2 separate regions of the Homo sapiens genome follow, and region 2 is linked to region 1. Evidence: chromatin loops called from intact Hi-C (ENCODE). Cell type or tissue: sigmoid colon. All regions are shown on one strand. Each heading gives the region's core, and the rest is flanking DNA. Links, peaks and the distances in the headings are about the cores only. Region 1 overlaps SMOC2 (SPARC related modular calcium binding 2). Region 2 holds the start of LOC107986549 (a long non-coding RNA gene).

The links. Peaks named below come from ENCODE experiments on the same cell type or tissue, not always from the same donor. Only the 100,000 strongest peaks of a DNase experiment are listed, where the experiment ranks them.
Region 2: it touches region 1 in a loop (2.6-fold over the local background); 3 of 110 quality-filtered maps call a loop at or near these places.

What each region holds. Positions count from the first base shown.
Region 1 is chr6:168,630,987-168,639,595 of GRCh38, forward strand. All of the region lies in intron 9 of SMOC2 (SPARC related modular calcium binding 2), which reads left to right. Among named protein-coding and RNA genes, the nearest start is that of SMOC2, 190 kb to the left of the region's middle. In sigmoid colon, for the core only: no CTCF peak of the experiment used is centred there; a DNase peak (open chromatin) is centred at 4,175.
Region 2 is chr6:168,365,662-168,374,270 of GRCh38, forward strand. It overlaps LOC107986549 (a long non-coding RNA gene), which reads left to right and starts at 1,939. Exons shown (of 3, transcript XR_001743904.3): 1 at 1,939-2,170; 2 at 2,481-3,177; 3 at 3,336-4,623. In sigmoid colon, for the core only: a CTCF peak has its summit at 4,775 (motif pointing right); DNase peaks (open chromatin) are centred at 1,940, 2,980 and 4,780.

The DNA of each region.
Region 1 (8,609 bases), core at 432-8,431:
CCGGGCCTGTGGTCCTGTGATCTCACCCTGCCTACACTTGCCTTGTGATATTCTATTACCCTGTTAAGTACTTGATGTCTGTCACCCACACCTATTCGCACACTCCCTCCCCTTTTGAAAATCCCTAATAAAAACTTGCTGGTTTTTGTGGCTTGTGGGGCATCACGGATCCTACCAACGTGTGATGTCTCCCCCGGATGCCCAGCTTTAAAATTTCTCTCTTTTGTACTCTGTCCCTTTATTTCTCAAGCCGGCTGATGCTTAGGAAAAATAGAAAAGAACCTACGTGAATTTCGGGGCCGATTCCCCGATACTGTCCCACAAAAGTCAGGCCTTGGAGCATCAGAGATGACCCCTCAAAGCATTTGGCAGTGTGCTGGGTTTGAAGTAGGTACACACTGGGTGCAAGAAACTTAGAGGACAGGAAAGGTTCGGCTCTGCAGGACTAGGCAATGAGTGTTCCAGAGAAAATGGGCTTTGAACTAATTTATTAACAATGAGAAAGATGTGAGTAGGTGGAGAATAGATGATGTTCCTAGGAGGGTAACATGGGCTGTGCTGCAGACATGAAAACTTAAGGATTGGCAACTAATAAAACTAACAGTACGTGCTTGGGAAAAGCTTTTCTTGAAGGAATGCAGACATTGGTTTGGTGAGCTTGTTTCTGGTTGGTTGTGTTTTCATATTTCCTCCTCGTCTTGAAGGAATGCAGACATTGGTTTGGTGCACGTGTTTCTGGTTGGTTGTGTTTTCCTATTTCCTCCTCATGTTACATGTTTTCTAAGGAGGATGGAGTTTCCCATTACAGCCTTTGATTATGTGTCCAGGTGAGAAGGTGCATGAGGTCTTTCTTCAGGAATTCTCCCTGAAGAGCAGAGTGAAGAGTTCATTTCCTGCACACAGCGGCTGAAAGCTCAGCCTTCCAGACCAGGCTCATGATGATGATGATCTGGAGGAGGACAGGGCTGCTCAACCAGGGATCCGAGCAGACCCTGCATTCCACATGCAATTCCTAAAGATCCAGGCCTATCACAGTCATCACACGTGAGCTCCGTTCCCCTCACTCAGCATTTCCAGACCTGATGCTTTGTGAATATAAAATTGCATAATAATTCCCAAATCTTACAAACATCTTCATCTGAAATTTTGTCAATGACAGGAGGTTTTTGGTCACCTGGTTGATTAATGGTTGGTTGAGTTGGTTAATATTTAATGGCCTAACTCAGGAACATCAGAAGTGACATTCATATTAACCATCCATCTCAACGGCTGGGGCTTCCTTAATTAGATCACTTTGGCCATACGCAATTATAGAACAAGTCATCAGAACATAGTCGTGCCAAGAATCAACAACTTTGCTATCTTTGACAAATTTTTGTGAGATAATTGCCTTTAAAAGTACAAAACCAGAAACCGTGTATGAAAATAATCACTCTCCCCTTATCAAAGGAAGTGCTTTCACTCTGGAGAGTTGATGAAATTATCTAAGCATCTGTTTTTTACTGAATAGTTTCAAATCAGTGATTACCTGATTGTTGAAAACACTGCACCTCCAGTACGTACACAACCCAGGTGCATGACTTTGGCTTCGTTGTATTTCATATTGTAGATGTTGGCTCAATGTTGCAGCCACCATAATTTTGAGCTATGATTTTTTGAAATTTTGCTATCCAGCCTATTATAAGCTATCCTTGTGTTTATGCAATTTCTGTTTGATATACAGATGGTTAATGTCCTTCTTCATCCACAACATTGTAACTGGTTTTGGAAAAGGAGCAGGCTAAGGACAGAATTCTGTGGCTCGTCCTCAGAAGCTCCCAGAGACTGTCATCAGCCCATCCTTTTGATGCCTTTTCCCTAAAGCTATTGAACCAGATGTGAATTCGCTGACCTCTATTCAGAGATGGGGCTCCTGGGGAAGCCTTTTGGGTCCCACCCACCATTCCTCTCAGGTCTGCAGGTGCAGAGCGGCTTCCCCCTTCCCCAGGGGTCCTTGGCTCAGCTCCCAGAAGCCCCAGCTGTCTCTCCAGCTTCAAGCCACAGGAGTTCACTCTCTGTCAAGTGTTGATGAGAAACCAGGTAAACCCAATCTGCACTGCTGTTTGAGGACGTAGGGCTGAGATGACTTCATTTTCCTCCTCTGTGTCTCCTGCCAGGAATGAGTAAGGAGGTGGATAATCTGCAAAATAAACTTCGGAAAATTTGGTGTATTCAGATAATCATTTGAACCTTGAGGAATGTATACATGTAAAATGTTTTGCTATTTGAAAGCTTCAGAAACTGTATCAGACATGCCCCACCTCCCAGAGGTCCTGATCTGCATTTCCCCATTTCTTAATTTCAGTGGACAAATCCCCAGAGCTCTATAGATGGTCCAAGATATGCGGGAGGGGAGCCCAGATGAGGGCAGGGACAAGTAAGTGCTCCCTGCACATGGCTCGCTGCACACCGGCTTTGCCACATGGACTCCAGAGCTGCAAGGAAATAGGCCCTTGGCTCTCATGCACAAAGATTTGAACTATTGTAAAGAAAGAGGAAAATAAAATATGAAAAACTCAATAATTTAAGAATTACCCCAAACAAAAAAAAATACAGAAGCTGTCACAATACAATGCTTGGCCACTTGTCATTGAGGCAGAAGAAGAAGTGAGTCCTCCTTGCAGGAGACACAGAAGGGCCAAGGGCATGGGAAAAAATAACAGAGGTCAGGGTGTGAAAGCAGGAGGGTGTTCTTGGAGCAGAGACACTGTCATTTTGGGTTTAAGTTGAGTTTTTGTATAGAGAGAGTATGTGGTTATGGCACGGTGCTATGGTTTGGCTGTGTCCCCACCCAAATCTCATCTTGAATTGTAGTTCCCATAATCCCCATGTGTCGTGAGAGGGACCTGGTGGGAGATAATTTAATCATGGGGGTGGTTACCCCTACACTGCTCTTCTCATGATAGTGAGTGAGTTCTCAAGAGATCTGGTGGTTTTATAAGGGGATATTCCCCCTTCACTTTGAACTTCTTCTTCCTGATGCCATGTGAAGAAGGACATGTTTGCTTCCCCTTCTGCCATGATTGTAAGTTTCCTGAGGTTTTCCTAGACATGGGGAACCGTGAGTCCATTCAACCTCTTTCCTTTATAAATTGCCCAGTCTTGGGGATGTCTTTATTTAGCAGCGTGAGAACGGACTAATACACACAGGCTTTGCAGTCTGGCTAGGGGATTTCTAGAGCCTGTAGTCTATCATTGAACTGGCTACTTCATGGCTGAGCCTCTGTTTACTCATTAGGAAAAAAGAATGATACTAAGTCCTGAGATTGTTGGGTTATTGTGAGATTTGGATGAGACCGTGTCTGTAACTTTGCATGGCACAGGACTTATTGCATGCGATAATTGTGCATCAAGGGTTGGCTGTAATTAAAATGAGCATATTTATAACCTTCTTATGGGGATATTCTCCCCAGGTGGTCAATAGATTTAAGAGTGGGTCATAGGTCTCAGGATCCTACCACTTCATGCCCAATTCGAGTCTGAAATGAACACCGCAAACAACCCTCACTGAAGAGAACGTTGTTTCAGAATATTAAAAGTTCATGGTCCTGAGAGAGAAGTCCAGCAATTGAGATGGGAGCTAAAACTTTTGCATAGTGCAGCTGGTTTTCCAAGCGCTAGGCTACAAGACCAGAACTTGGCAGACATCTGAGCAACATAATTATTTTGGAGAGTTTCCTATAGGAGAAGCTGTGTTATTTAAATGTTTTCCAGTTACAGAAATGGGCCATCGTAGACACTGTTTCTCTGTGTGAATACAGGGACAGCAAACATTTGGGAGCTCTCAGCCTGATTTCTGATTTCCTTTGACTTTAAAAAATGTGTGTGGCTTTTAGTTACTTTCTAAGCATTATTTCAACATGACTTTATTGTGGTTTCATAAAATGGGCTATATTATATTTGGCTCAAGGAATACATTACTTTCAGAGGCCAGTTTTCAGATGCTCATTTAAACAATGAGTTAGCAGCCTGCATGTCTTCAAGGATGCTTAAGTGACTCCTGATGCCACAGGATGTAGAACACAGCCTTGCTGAAAGGGTCAATAAACAGATCCCCAGGAAGAGCCTTCTCACGCCTCGTGAGCACTTCACGAGTTCTCTCTTATTTCAAACTTCAGAGCTATTTTATGGGGTTGGTCAAAATCCATCAAGAGTTTTATTACACTCTAACTGTGGTTCCTACTCTAGGTGATAAATAATTTAAAAGGCAGGATAAAGGGTGTTCACCAGACGTACGCCGGACATCGAGCAGTTTATCATCTAGCTGTGGAGGTTTAACATGTACTAAGCTGGTGCTAATGCAGAATCCCAAGAGGAAATAAAGAGCGCAGGGAAAAAATAAACCCTCAGATCATTCCATTCTGTGGGGGCAGCTCTTTCAGGGGTCCCGTGGCCCCGCGTGGGGCCACTGAAGCCTCCCTGCCAGCATTTTTATTTCATGTCTATTTTAATTAGCTTTTATGTTTAAGAAACACTTTATTTTTGGAGGAAAGTATTTTTTAGGTTCATCTGTCTAAAGGTCGCTTTGAAAGCATAAATCTTGCTGAGTCAAAAGTTTACTGGGGCTGGGCATGGTGGCTCACGCCTGTAATCCCAGCATTTTGGGAGGCCGAGGTGGGTAGATCACTTGAGGCCAAGAGTTTGAGACTAGCCTGGTCAACACAGTGAAACCCCGTCTCTACTAAAAATACAAAAATTAGCCGGGCGTGGTGGCGGGTGCCTGTAATCCCAGCTACTTGGGAGGCTGAGGCATGAGAACTGCTTGAACCCGGGAGGCAGAGCTTGCAGTGAGCTGAGATCGCACCACTGCACTCCAGCCTGGGCAACAGAACAAGACTCTGTCTCAAAAAAAAAAAAAAAGTTTACTGGTTTAACAAATAGTTTTCTTGGTGAGACTTCTATAGGACTCTCACTTCAGATCATTCCAGGAAGCTTATAAAAATAAACATTTTGCTCACTAATTAATTTATATCCTCCTAATTTGAAAGCAATTTTACATAAAATTGAAATCTGGCAATGAAGGAGGAATAGCATGTCTGTTGTGTGACTGATGAGGACAGCCCCCAGCCTGTGAGAAGTGTCTGCACTCAGAGCTGCTGTCTCCTGCAAAGACTTCTGCCGTGAAAGTTTTCAACCCAGTATGTGATTCAGTGGTTCTAATGCAGGTGTCCTCATTCCTGGGAGTCATTTATCAGCTGCATTCGGTTAAGGATGAGTGGCATGGTGCTCGGCACAGGTGGTCACACCAGCTCATCATGCCAGCACAGTGCACTAAGAACAACATAGACAGACTCTAATGTCTCAGAGCCTGCTTCTTAGGATGGGTCTTCCCATCAGGAGCCATATAGTACAATGTGAACACTTGCAATCAGCCTTCTCCTAAATGTATGCACTTTATTTCCTGATAATATGTGTTGGTTGTAGATGCCAGTGTTGAGGTCAGTGACATGATTAGCTGATCACATGCTTAATAATGTTGTTTTGGATAGGCTTCTATATTTAAACATGTACCAGACAGTAGAGCTAGAAACCTCTGTAGTTATTTCAGGCACACGGGGACTCCCCACGAAGGAGTACACACTCACAACATTGTTGGAAGGACAGAAAGTGATAGCGGTCAAAGCTGCTGCTGGGCTACTGCAGACAAAGGTATCTCTCTGTCACTGTGATCCTGAGATCAGGAATTGGCTCACCTTGCTGTGACTGCTGCGTGAGAACTGCTTGCTGCTCACCCTAAAGAGAGCTGGTGGCCGAGGCTGGTGTTGCAGCTGCCCCTGAGGGCACACATGCCTGGCCCTGGCCATCAGTGGGGAATATGCCTCCTGCCTCCCTCCTCCCGCCTCCCTCCTCCCGCCTCCCTCCTCCCACCTCCCTCCTGCCCGCATCCCTCCTCCCTCCTCCCCCCTCCCCACCTCCCTCTTCCCTCCTCTTTCCTCCCTCCTCCCTCCTGCTTTCCTCCCTCCTCCCGCCTCCCTCACTCATTCCAAGTCCTCTCTGTGCATCCACTCAAGTCAACTCAATCCAGACGTAGATGTGAGGGACACGAGGAAATGGAGTTTGTTTATTTTTTCACTTTTTTGATCTTTCTAACTGAGGTAGTTGGACCAGAGGGTCTAACACTGAGTAGTTTGAAAGCCAGCATGTTGGGAATAAAAACAATAGCATATTAACCATGTCTGAAAAAGAAAGTGTGAATGAAAACCATGCAGTGTGAAGCTGGGTGTGGTCCATTAACAAACCCAGATGACGCCTGTGTGCCAGGGTGGCCGCGGCCTTCTTGGGAGCAGGACTGTGTTTGTGGGGAAGGTCATCACTGTTTCTGCAGTTTCCTGGACCTGGAAGTGAGTTGTGGCGTCCACAGGACAGCTGAAGTCCTGCATGCTCATCACCTTATTGTGACAGCAGCAAGGAGGTTGTTTCATTTAATGGAATATGCTTTTCTACTCCTTGCGTCTTCTTACCCAATTCTATCACAATACTTTTAAGAAACAAATGCTGCCCAGTTTTGTGGGTGTCGACTTGCTAGAGGATCCTGGAGAAGCATACAGCTGAGCTGCCGAATGTTTGCGTTTTCCTTTGCGAGGAACATTTCTGTTGCCGGCCTCCACCAGGCTTGTAACATTTCATAGAGTCCACTGATTCATCTAATTCCTAAGTTACGTATAATTTGTGAAAGACCATGACATTTACCTCCATTTAAAAACTGCTTCTTCCAAACAAAACTGCAAAACCAGTGCCTGAGACCTTGAGAGGAGAGAAGGATTCCTGTCTGTTTGTGCTGCTTGCAATTCAGGAGCAGCCTCTTCCTCCCCTTCCCTACGGGGAAGGGGAAGCTGGGCCTACGGAGGCCTCAGGTGTCAATGTGTTTCCCAGGGCGTGCTGTATGCTGAGCTGGAGCTGGATGCTGAGCTGGAGCTGGATGCTGAGCGGGAGCCAGGCGTGCCCCTGCCCCGCCCCTGCCCCACCCTGCAGCGCCCAGGGAAGGATTCCCTCTCCCTGCACATCTGCGCACTCCCTGGCCAGTCCCTGCCCTGCCCCTGCCCCACCCTGCCCTGCCCCTGCCCTGCCCAGGAAGCATTTCCTCTCCCTGCACACCCACACACTCGCTGGCCAGCCCCTGCCCTGGCACAGTTCATGGGACACCGTTCAGCTGATTGGGCCACAGACTTTAGTCCCCAGATAAATAATGCTCTCTTTAAATAATGTTGTTATTGTTATTATTATGTCCAAAAATAGAAAGCGTAAAGACAGACTCTTTTGACTTTGGTTTTCACCACTAAGAACCTACTTCACACCATGAGAACCTGAGTCAACTCCATTTTGTTAGGTTGGGAACATAACTTTAAGAGCAAGTGTCATTAAGTTAGACACTAAGCAAACATGTCTTCCTTCATGTTTCTCGTGACGGGGTAGGAAAGCAGCCCTGTTTTACTGTTATCTTTAGTTCTACTTGGTGGGAGGTGGGTTTTAGCCGCAGAGCTGCTGGAAGCGGGGTCTGGAGGGAATGCTTTCAGCGAGAGGGTGGGCAGAGCACACAGGGCTCCCGCTCAGAGAGGAGCTCAGCTGGGGAGGAGGAGGAGGCTGGGAAGGCCCATCAGGAGGGACAGCCGGAATTCCCGCGGAGTGGAGTCTTGCTCCCAGCCCTTCCTAACTGAAAAGACTGCGAAGGTGCCCCGGGCTGGGGGCCTGGGGTGGGCGGCTGACAGGTGTAGGGCCTGGAAATCCAGTGGAGTCTCCAGCACAGGAGCAACTGTGGAATCAGAAGCGCTGTGCTCCTGCTCCTCGTTCCATTTGAGATTCAAGCCAGGAAAAGAATTCATAGTTAGACAGAGGGCTGAGCTGACGTAAGGAAGAAACAAATGCACTTTTAAAAGGAGAAAATCTCCAGTGCCCAGCTGCTCCGTCCGTAGTGCATGAGCCCCGAGAGGAGAAAATGATTCCTGCCTGTTTGTGTCATATGCATTTATTGTGTGTAGACCTGGCTTCGTTACAAATCTAGATGGAAAAAAGCAAATTTAAAACAAACAGACCATAGGATTCCACAGGCTTGGTTCCGACATCCTAGCAATGTTTCAGAGGCTGAAATTGTCAGCACTGAGCGTCCTTTGTTCAGATGCAGCCATACTCTGGCGTCTCAGTCATTGAATCGTCATTGGAGCCCCCCGTTTTGGCTCTGGGTGGCATGTGTAGATGTAAAGAAAATCCTTGCTTAAAGTTACTTCCAAAATGTAGCCAGACCTTCTGTTTCTGTAGGACCCGACCTTCTGTTGCTCAGATTCTGCCAAGACTACTACTGCAAACTTGTTTTCATTCCATAGTTTACGAAAAAGAAAAATCAATGAGGGAAATGCTTTTTAAAAAGTTTTAATTGAAATATGACCGTTGTACATGTTTTTGAGGCATGTGCTATTTTGATACCTGAGTAGGATAGGGTATCTGGGATAACCGTCAACTCCAATATTTGTCTTTCCGTTGTGTTGGGAACATTCCAGATCTTTTGTAGCTGTTTTGAAATATACAGTAAATTATTTTTAACTATAATTTTTCTATTGTACTTTTGAATATTAGAA
Region 2 (8,609 bases), core at 222-8,221, 270 kb before region 1:
CATAAAACACTCCTCCGAAGGAATATGGAAATGTTCCATTTTACTTTGTTCAGGACTCCTAGGAAAATAAAACTTAGACATTTTGTATTTGAAAACATGACCTTCTAACTCTCCGCTATGCAGAAATGGGTTTGGGAAGAAACACATGAGCAGAAAGTCATTAAGCAGCTGCGTCTAGGAGGGCTGTCACCTTGCAGCCACCGAGAGGCTCCTCAGAGCACTCAGGACCACTGGGCGGGGTGAGCGGGCCCAGACTCTCCATCGGGATCCTTTCCCTGGGACTGGGAGCTGCCGCCTTTGCATTCTGGTCTCCCAGGGTCAGCACGACTGACGGCAGCACGGGGCACGTCTCCACACCGACCCCACCGTGACCTACCAGGGCCAGGGCTCCAAGTCCCCATGGAGTCACTGCTGGAATTAGGAGCAGCTAAAACCAACGGTGTTGTAAAAAGTAAAGTAGAGGTTCCCCTTCAAAGAGACTCTCCTCCCTGTCTTATTAGAAATAAACAGTAACTTCTCTTAGAAGCAAAGCAAAATTTATCCAAAGACCTGTGCTGACATTCTTAAATATCTGCTAGCCGTAATAAATCAATGTACTTTATGCTCTTAGCTCCCACAATTTAGCCTAAATAGTTGCCCTGGCATGCTTACACTGGTCCAAGCGGGCATTAGGCCATAGCCTGTTTCTCTTCCTTATTTGAAGGTGTTTTTACCTTTCTCAGCATTCCACAAGTTACTTCCTCCTTCCTTTGTTCTCCGCTGCCTTTGCCTCTTTTAAAAAGTTCTAAGTTGCTAGGTAGTCGGGACAAATACAGAATGTGAGGTCCCATTCCATCCAATGGAAACCAGACACAGCAGTAGGGTGGACGCATCAGGTTATAAAAGACCCTGTCTCCTTTGTTCAGTGTACTCTCGTGGCAAAACTACTGGCGAGCGTACCCTTTCTGCACAAAGTAAAAATGGCCTTGCTGAATAAATTAAATTTATGTTCAAGTGCTATTTCTTTGCGGCACCGGAGAACAAGCATTTCCAACAGTGTCCCCTGCGCCATATCTGGCCACACTTCCTCCTCCCTTCCTGGTGCTCATTCAGTCACTTGTTTGGAAAATGTTTATTAGGACCTAGAGAACTGGCGGTGTGGTTCGCTGTTTCCTGTACCTCAGGTGTAGCCATTAAGAGAGTAATAAATCTGACTGCATGCATATCAACAGGTGAGGAAAACTGGTCACAAATAAAAGCACATCATCATTTTATTTTGGTAGAAACATACATGACGAAAATTTTGGAAGGACAATTTTGAGTGGTGGATATGTGTCACTTCTACTATCCTTGGATAGAGGAATTTTGGGTTATTTTTATCTTTTATTTTACACTTTCAATATTGATTATTACAAAACACGTGTATCTTTCATATTTAGGAAAAATCAAGTAAATCTATTTCAACGTTTAAAATATATTGAAGCACTGCTCCATAAATATTATTTTAAGAAGAAAGTATTACTCCAGGTTCACGGAGAAGGAAAAAAAAAATCACAAGAAGGCTGTTTCCTGAGGCCTATTTACAAAACATTCACATTGATCAACTTTGGAAGTCAGGCTCTCAAAGGAAATGTGCACAGAGGTGCCCATGTCTGATATTCTTATCCTGTAGAGGAAAGGAAGTCAGCCCAAGCGGGTCTGAGGCTCACACACTGACCACGGAGGAAACCACACTCCGGGTTGCTTTGCCCATCGGCGGCAGGGCCGGACCTCAGGGCTCTCCTGACACTGGCGTGTTCCAGTCCTGGCTGCATCTGAGAATCACCTGGAAACTTTAAAAACGCGGGTGCACGGTCCCGCGGGGCTTCTGATTCACTCAGCCTGGGGTGTGGCCTGGCCATCAGGACTTTAAAGCTCCCCAGGATGTTCTAAATATCCTGCCAGGGCTGAGAGCCTCTGCACTTTATCATGCTTGCTCTCCAATCCCGGCTAACTGGCTCCTGGCCACAATCCCAGGTGAGCTGTGGTCAGACGCATTTGTGCTGGAAGGCTTCGCAGCTTGGCTGGATGGGGGATGTCTGGTTTTGGCCCAATTTCTGCCAGATGATAGATGATCTCACTGCTTCACTTCAATCGTCTCTAAAATGGATCTGGACGTCTTTTAACCTTATGTCTTCCATCTGCAAACACAGTGAGTAACATCAGAGATGATCAATGCGAATACGGCCCCAAGAAATTGCAAACAGCTCTCTAATATCGCTAATACCTTTTACTATTATGCAGTCAAGATTAACCCAATGCTGGGCAGATTAAAATTATGTTCTTAGTTGGAGCCTCTAGGTGAAAACCTCGTCTTAGTAAAACTGTACTTACAGTCAAATTCCACTGACACTCAAAGCGTTACTATTATTTTCATTTTTATCTTAAAAATTATTTGCAGATTCACTGGCTCTCCTTGAATCTCTCAGTGTTTTGCAACTCCATTTTAATCTCTTTTCAAGGTTCTGACAAATGCCATGACAAATGAGAAAAGAGTGTTGCATTTAAACAAAAAGTTTAGCAAGAGGAGAGGCCGTGACACTGGAGATGGAGGAGGCACTCCAGTTCAGTTGTGAGCAGTCCTGTCCGGATTCCTTCCTGTCCGGATTCCTTCCTGTCCAGATTCCTTCCCTGGCAGAAATCAAACTTGCCATGAGCTGTGAGTAGTCCTGTTTGGATTCCTTCCGTGGCAGAAATCAAACTTGCCATGCATTTGTTCCTTCTATCCTCTCTCTTTGAATTTCAAAGAAGAACTGGAAAAACAGTAATTATTCAAGATTTTAAACTGTAATGCAGTGAAATACTCCTTTCCTCAGGATAGCAGGGTCTTTCCTGGAGGCAGGAATGTGCGACATCCTTTGGAAAAAGTTCTCTTATTCACGGTGTTTCGCAAACCTGGCAATGTGTTCAAGTCAGCCGGGGGCTTCAGGAGGGAGAATTTCCCAAGAAGAAGGTCACTTCTGGACTCGCTTTCTGGGACATCAACGGACTCACAGAGAATCCGAAAATCAGAGAATCCGTGGCAGGGGAAGGCAGAGGTTGCCTGTTCCTTTACTTAGAAGGAGCTGAAGGCCTTTGTGAGGACAGGTCCATCCAGGAAGCTCCTTTGGGGAAACCAAGCAGAAAGGAGGCCTCAGGAAATTCCCTGAGACACAGACTGTAAGTATCCACCCCCCACCCCAGGCTCCTTATTTTGGTCCTCTCCCTGCTTACATACCAATTACAATGCCTAGGTCAGGACCAAAACACAGGAGAAGGTAACAGCAGTAATGGACATAGGAGTGAGGCCACCTGGCCAAGTGTGATCTTGCTTCCAGGACCGTCGAATGCACACACAGCCAAACGGATGTGAGACCACACAGCTTATCCTGCCGCCTGCCTTCTGCAGCTGTGTTTCTCAGCTTTCCTCCCACCCCAGGATTCAGCCTGCCTGGCCCAGCGCTGCCCCTTCTGCTGTCCTGAAGGTCTTACCTCCTGCGGCTCCTTCTGTCCCATCCTGGTGGCTGCCCACACCCATCTTTCGAGTGCCCACCTGTGCAAATCCCAGCACTGCCTCCCTCCTTCTGTATGTACTGCTCAACCCTGCACCCCACCCTGCTCCCCACACCATGGTGGGAAGAAGCCCCCTCTTTTCCTCCCTGTGTCCTGCACCTGGAGCAGAGCCCACGTGACGGAAACCCAGGAGCTTTCCTTGAGGGAATAAAAGCGAATAGGACTGGGCGCAGTGGCTCATGCCTGTAATCCCAGCACTTTGGGAGGCCGAGGCGGGCGGATCATCTGAGGTCAGGAGTTTGAGACCACCCTGGCCAACATGATGAGATCCCGTCTGTACTAAAAATACAAAAATTAGCCAGGCGTGGTGGTGGGTGCCTGTAATCTCAGCTATTTGGGAGGCTGAGGCAGGAGAATCGCTTGAGCCCGGGAGGTGGAGGTTGCAGTGAGCCGAGATTGCGCCGTTCGCACTCTAGCCTGGGCAACAGAGCCAGATTCCATCTCAAAAAAAAAAAGGAACGGAAGGCTCAGGTCAGTGCTGTGCTAGGCTCTTCAAATACTTGCTCTGGTATTTAAATTAAAACAATGTATCTAGTTGAGCTTCTTGTTTACATTTTTTTTTAAAGACAGGAAGATGCTTCCATTTTCCCACAGTTAATTGATTCTATCACCTACTAAAAGTAGGAAAGAGCTCTGGATGGAAAAGCCCCTTCCATCCCGACAGATGCTGAACACCAATCCACAGCTGCTTTCCAGCCCCAGGGAGAAATCCCACGTGGGCCTCGTGTGGTGCGTGCACACAAAACACAAGACGCACACGCTCACCAGCAGGTCATCCACGTGACGTTTACATTTCATGCTGTACCTGACGCTGCGTCCCTACAACATAAAATCACAGTGTGTTGCTTATAGACCTGAACCCTCAATATAATGTCACATCCGACTGTACACAATGTTTCTATGATGAATACGTTTTCGGTGCAATGAGAAAATGAACAATCAGCACAAGTGTGAGCTGTGTCTTAGAGTTACTTTATTGGTAACATACAATGCTGTTTCTTTTTATTGTTACAATAAAATGAACCCATAAACTCTGTGCTATAGTGCCCAGGAGCTGACAGACAGGAGAGGGGCTGTGACTGCCTCATTAAGAATTCATGAGAAGATTTGCCCGGAGCTGGGGAGGCCTGGCCGGCCTCCCTCTCCCGCGCTTGTTCCTGAATTAAAGTGTTCACGTGGCAGGGCCCGCTTTGGACAGCATCACCACTGCCACCAGGGGGCACCCTCGGCTCACGCTGAGCCCGGCCCTCCTGCCCGCGGTCGGGCTGGGACCGTCCTCTGGGCCTGCATCCGGCCTGGGACCCTTCTCCTTGTCTGTGCCCGGGCTGGAACCCTCCTCTGGGTCTGCGTCCAGGCTGGGACCCTCCTCCTTGTCCGCGCCCGGGCTGGGACCCTCCACTGGGATGCAGAAAGAGTCCTGGGACGAGTGGACGTGCACAGAGGTCTCCACAACTCCCTGCAAGCTCGGTTACACCCAACCTCAAATCATCTTCTCTCCACCACGCTAGAGCCAACCACGCCTCCCGAGGAGCAGGTGCCTCCTCTCTGAGTGGCCGGAGAGACCCGGATGTGATGTCAGCGGCGCAGCAGGCGAGAAAAGCGGGGAAGGGCGTGGGGTCAATCGGCTGACGGCAGGAGCCCGGGGGGATCTTTCCAAGGCGTCTTGGCGAGTCCAGGCTGGGCCCTGGATGTCGTGGCCGCAGGGTCGGGGTGTGGTTCCCCGGGAGCGGCAGAGCTTGTGTCCCCGCTTTGTCCCCTCAGGTTGGTGGGCACGTGGCACCCCAGGATACACAGGACTGTGTGATTTAGAAAAACACCACGCGGACGAATTGTTATTTTGCAAACCTGGCTTGTAATGAATGCTTTGATCAGAAAATGCAAGGCTGCCTGACCCCCTTTCTGTCATCTTTGAAAGAAGGAGGCAGAAGCCACGATCTGACCAGCACAGGAGCCCAGCCTGGAAAGTCAGGAGAGATGAGGCTGCCGGCCAGATGCACGTGTTTATGAAACAGCCTAGGCAGGATTTGGGGAGCGAGGGCCCTGCCTTTTCCCCTACATCACTTGCCCTTAACCATTCTCATGTTAGCTTTGGAGCCAGCTACATTTCCACGAGGCTCGCTCTAAAGTAACACCAACTTTTTAAGCGGCAAATGTTTGAAGGTGCCCACCAGCATGTTCCTCACTGTGAAATGCCTCGTTTGATCCCGCAGGGTCAGAGGTGAGAGCTGCTGGGGACCTATTTGTTGCCATCACTGATCAGACTAATTTAAAAAGAAATGACTGCTTGAGCCTCACGTGACCAGCCTGAGACGAACTGATCTTAGGAAAAGCTGCACACCTCCTGTGGCCACGACTGATGATGGGAATAAATTCGTTTCCAGAGCTTGACAGGAAAATCACCTCCCTTCAGAAAATGACTAACAGTGTTTTGTGTTTGATACCACCTTTTAGCTTGTCCCTCAGGTCTGATTTAACCTGCGGGTAGAGTTGATTCTAGTCATCTTGCCATGTCTCCTCGTCCTACAAGGACACCAGCCATTGGATGAGGGCTGGCCCTAACCCAGGATGACCTCATCTGAATTGCAGTACATCTGTAAAGAGTCTATTCCAAGGAAGTTCATGTTCATAGGTGCTGAGGGGAGGGATGGGACACCTCTTTCTAGGGGACACAATTGAACCCATAGCCAGTGGTCCGGCTGCATGGACAGGGAGGCCGCCGAGGTGCCTCCTGTCCCCCGTGCAGAAGGTCACGGACTTGCAGGAGTGGCTCTCCCACCATTAGACGGTGCTGCAGCCTCAGGGACGGGCCCCCCAGTGCTCCTCCCTCCTCAGAGGGGAAACTGATCCCGGGACCTGCACTTCTCAGGGACGTGGTGCTGTTCCCATGCTCTGTACTCTGATTCTGAAAAGACCCGCCCAGGACGCCGTGGCCTGGTGATCCTGGCCTCCACATGCAGTTCCCCGGAGGGCTGGGAGGGGATGTTGGGAGAAGTGAGGAATGATCATGGCTGTTCAGGTGCCTTTGGGAGGAACCTTGGTTAGACACCCAGGACCCAAGCTGGCGAAAACGGCCGGAGGCACTGGAGCCAGGCGTCAGAGGTCAGGCCCAGCAGCACCAGGTGTACATGCACATGCACACTGGCCCAGGCACATGTAGCCACGCCCATGTACATGCACACACACACATGAATGCCTACGCATGTGTGCAGCATGCACCCCCATCACAGGCCAGGCCCATGTACACGCACACACACAAAAACACCCACATATATGTGTGCAGCACTCACCCACATCACAGGCTGGGCCCATGTACATGCCCACACACATGAACGCCCACACATATGTGTGCAGCATGTACCCACATCCCGGGCTGGGCCATGGCCAGGCGTGTGGCCTTCCAGCTCAGGGCTGCCCCTGGGGTCTTTGTCTCATGGTGAGGCAGCGTCTGGGCTTTCCCCCTCAAACCCAGGGCTGGCGCCATGACCCATTCTGTGTGGCCGCCTGTCTCTTTCTCAAAAGAGTGGTCTCATGGAAGGTCTTAGAGCTGACACCTGGGTGAGGATAACAAAGCCTCATTCACCGGGCTGTGCTCATTTTATGGCCAATGTTTGGTTCCCTTGAAGACCCAGGCTACTTTGATGTGAACGTTTGCTCCTTCAGAAGTCAATGTTGTTGATTTGGAGCAACGGTTCCCCTAACCGAGCTGAGACCTTCCGTAGAACTCCGCAGGGGCAGCTCTTCCTAATCGCCTTTTATTGCTTTATAGGTGCCTGTAGCTTGGATAAGCTGGGGCACAGCAGGCCGTTATTGATAAGGACATTTCATACCTAACAAGGGCCAGGTGACATTTCCTCGTGGCTGCCCGTAGGGATGTGGGCTCAGATGTGAACCGAATGGAGAGAAAGAGACGATTGTGAAGGGAAAGGAAAACAAACGGCCACCTGCCCTGCATCCATGAAAGAACACCTGTGTTGACTTAGCCCGCGATGAGAATTCGCTTTCCAACCAATACGGTGTTTTATTTACCTAGAAAGACCCGTATCTGCAGTTCTCCCTTTTCATCAGAAAACTGACAGCATCAAAAGGAGATAACTCCTTTTTTCTTTTAATTGAAGAAGGTGGAAGAAAGTAACTCTTTCAAGGGAAATGGCCCGAGCTGTGGGTCAGGCTCAGACGTGGGCGCTGCGGTCAAGCTGTGGTGTTTCCATCCATTTGCTGCAGGCCCAAGCCTGGGTAGGGTTCATCCTCCCTGGAGACAGAGGTGGGAGATGTGCTTTGCTGTCCTCTCTGGCTGAAGTCACCAGGGCAGAACTGCACTTCTGTGGCCGGCGTAAGTCACACTGAGAGTCAGTGTGACCCCCATGCCTGCCTCTGTTGCCCGGGTCCTGTCCCTGGCACCTCCGGAGGCCCCTTCTTCACCTTTGTGATGCAGGCTCTCCCCAGGGTCTCTACAGCCCACAGGCCCCAAGCTTCTTCCACCAATGAGTGTGCAGAATTTGGTGGCAAAATAATCATTCTCCTTATTTTTATTATGTACTCTTCAAGCAAATGTGGTACATTGAAGAATGGGAATGACAGATCCCTTCCATGCTTCTAAACTCTCTCTGATGGTCAGTTTGGAGAACGTTTTACGGTAGATACAGTTTAAGTAGTTTTTTCCCATGCAATTATTAAAGACAAGGAATAGAACATGGTGTTGCTTTTTCCAGAAGTAAGAGAGGTGCTGATAAAGGTATCAAGCCAAGGTGTCCTCCAGGGAAGGAGAAGGAGCTGGGGTTCAATGCCCAAATCCCAGGGCTTAAACTGCTGGCTGAGGTGGGTGTCCAGGCTGGATGCCACAGTAGGGGAGGCTGAGGCCAGGCCTGGCCAGCTGCTCAGCCTCTGTGTTCCATGCTGTGATTTCCAGCAATCCAGGAGCGGTGGGGATGGATGCTCCAGAGCTGAGGATTCTTGGCTCAACCCAGGGACCCAGACCCTCCCATGGTCCCAGTCTCAGGACCCCATGAATGACCAGCCAGCAGACACAGGCTCAGGTGAAA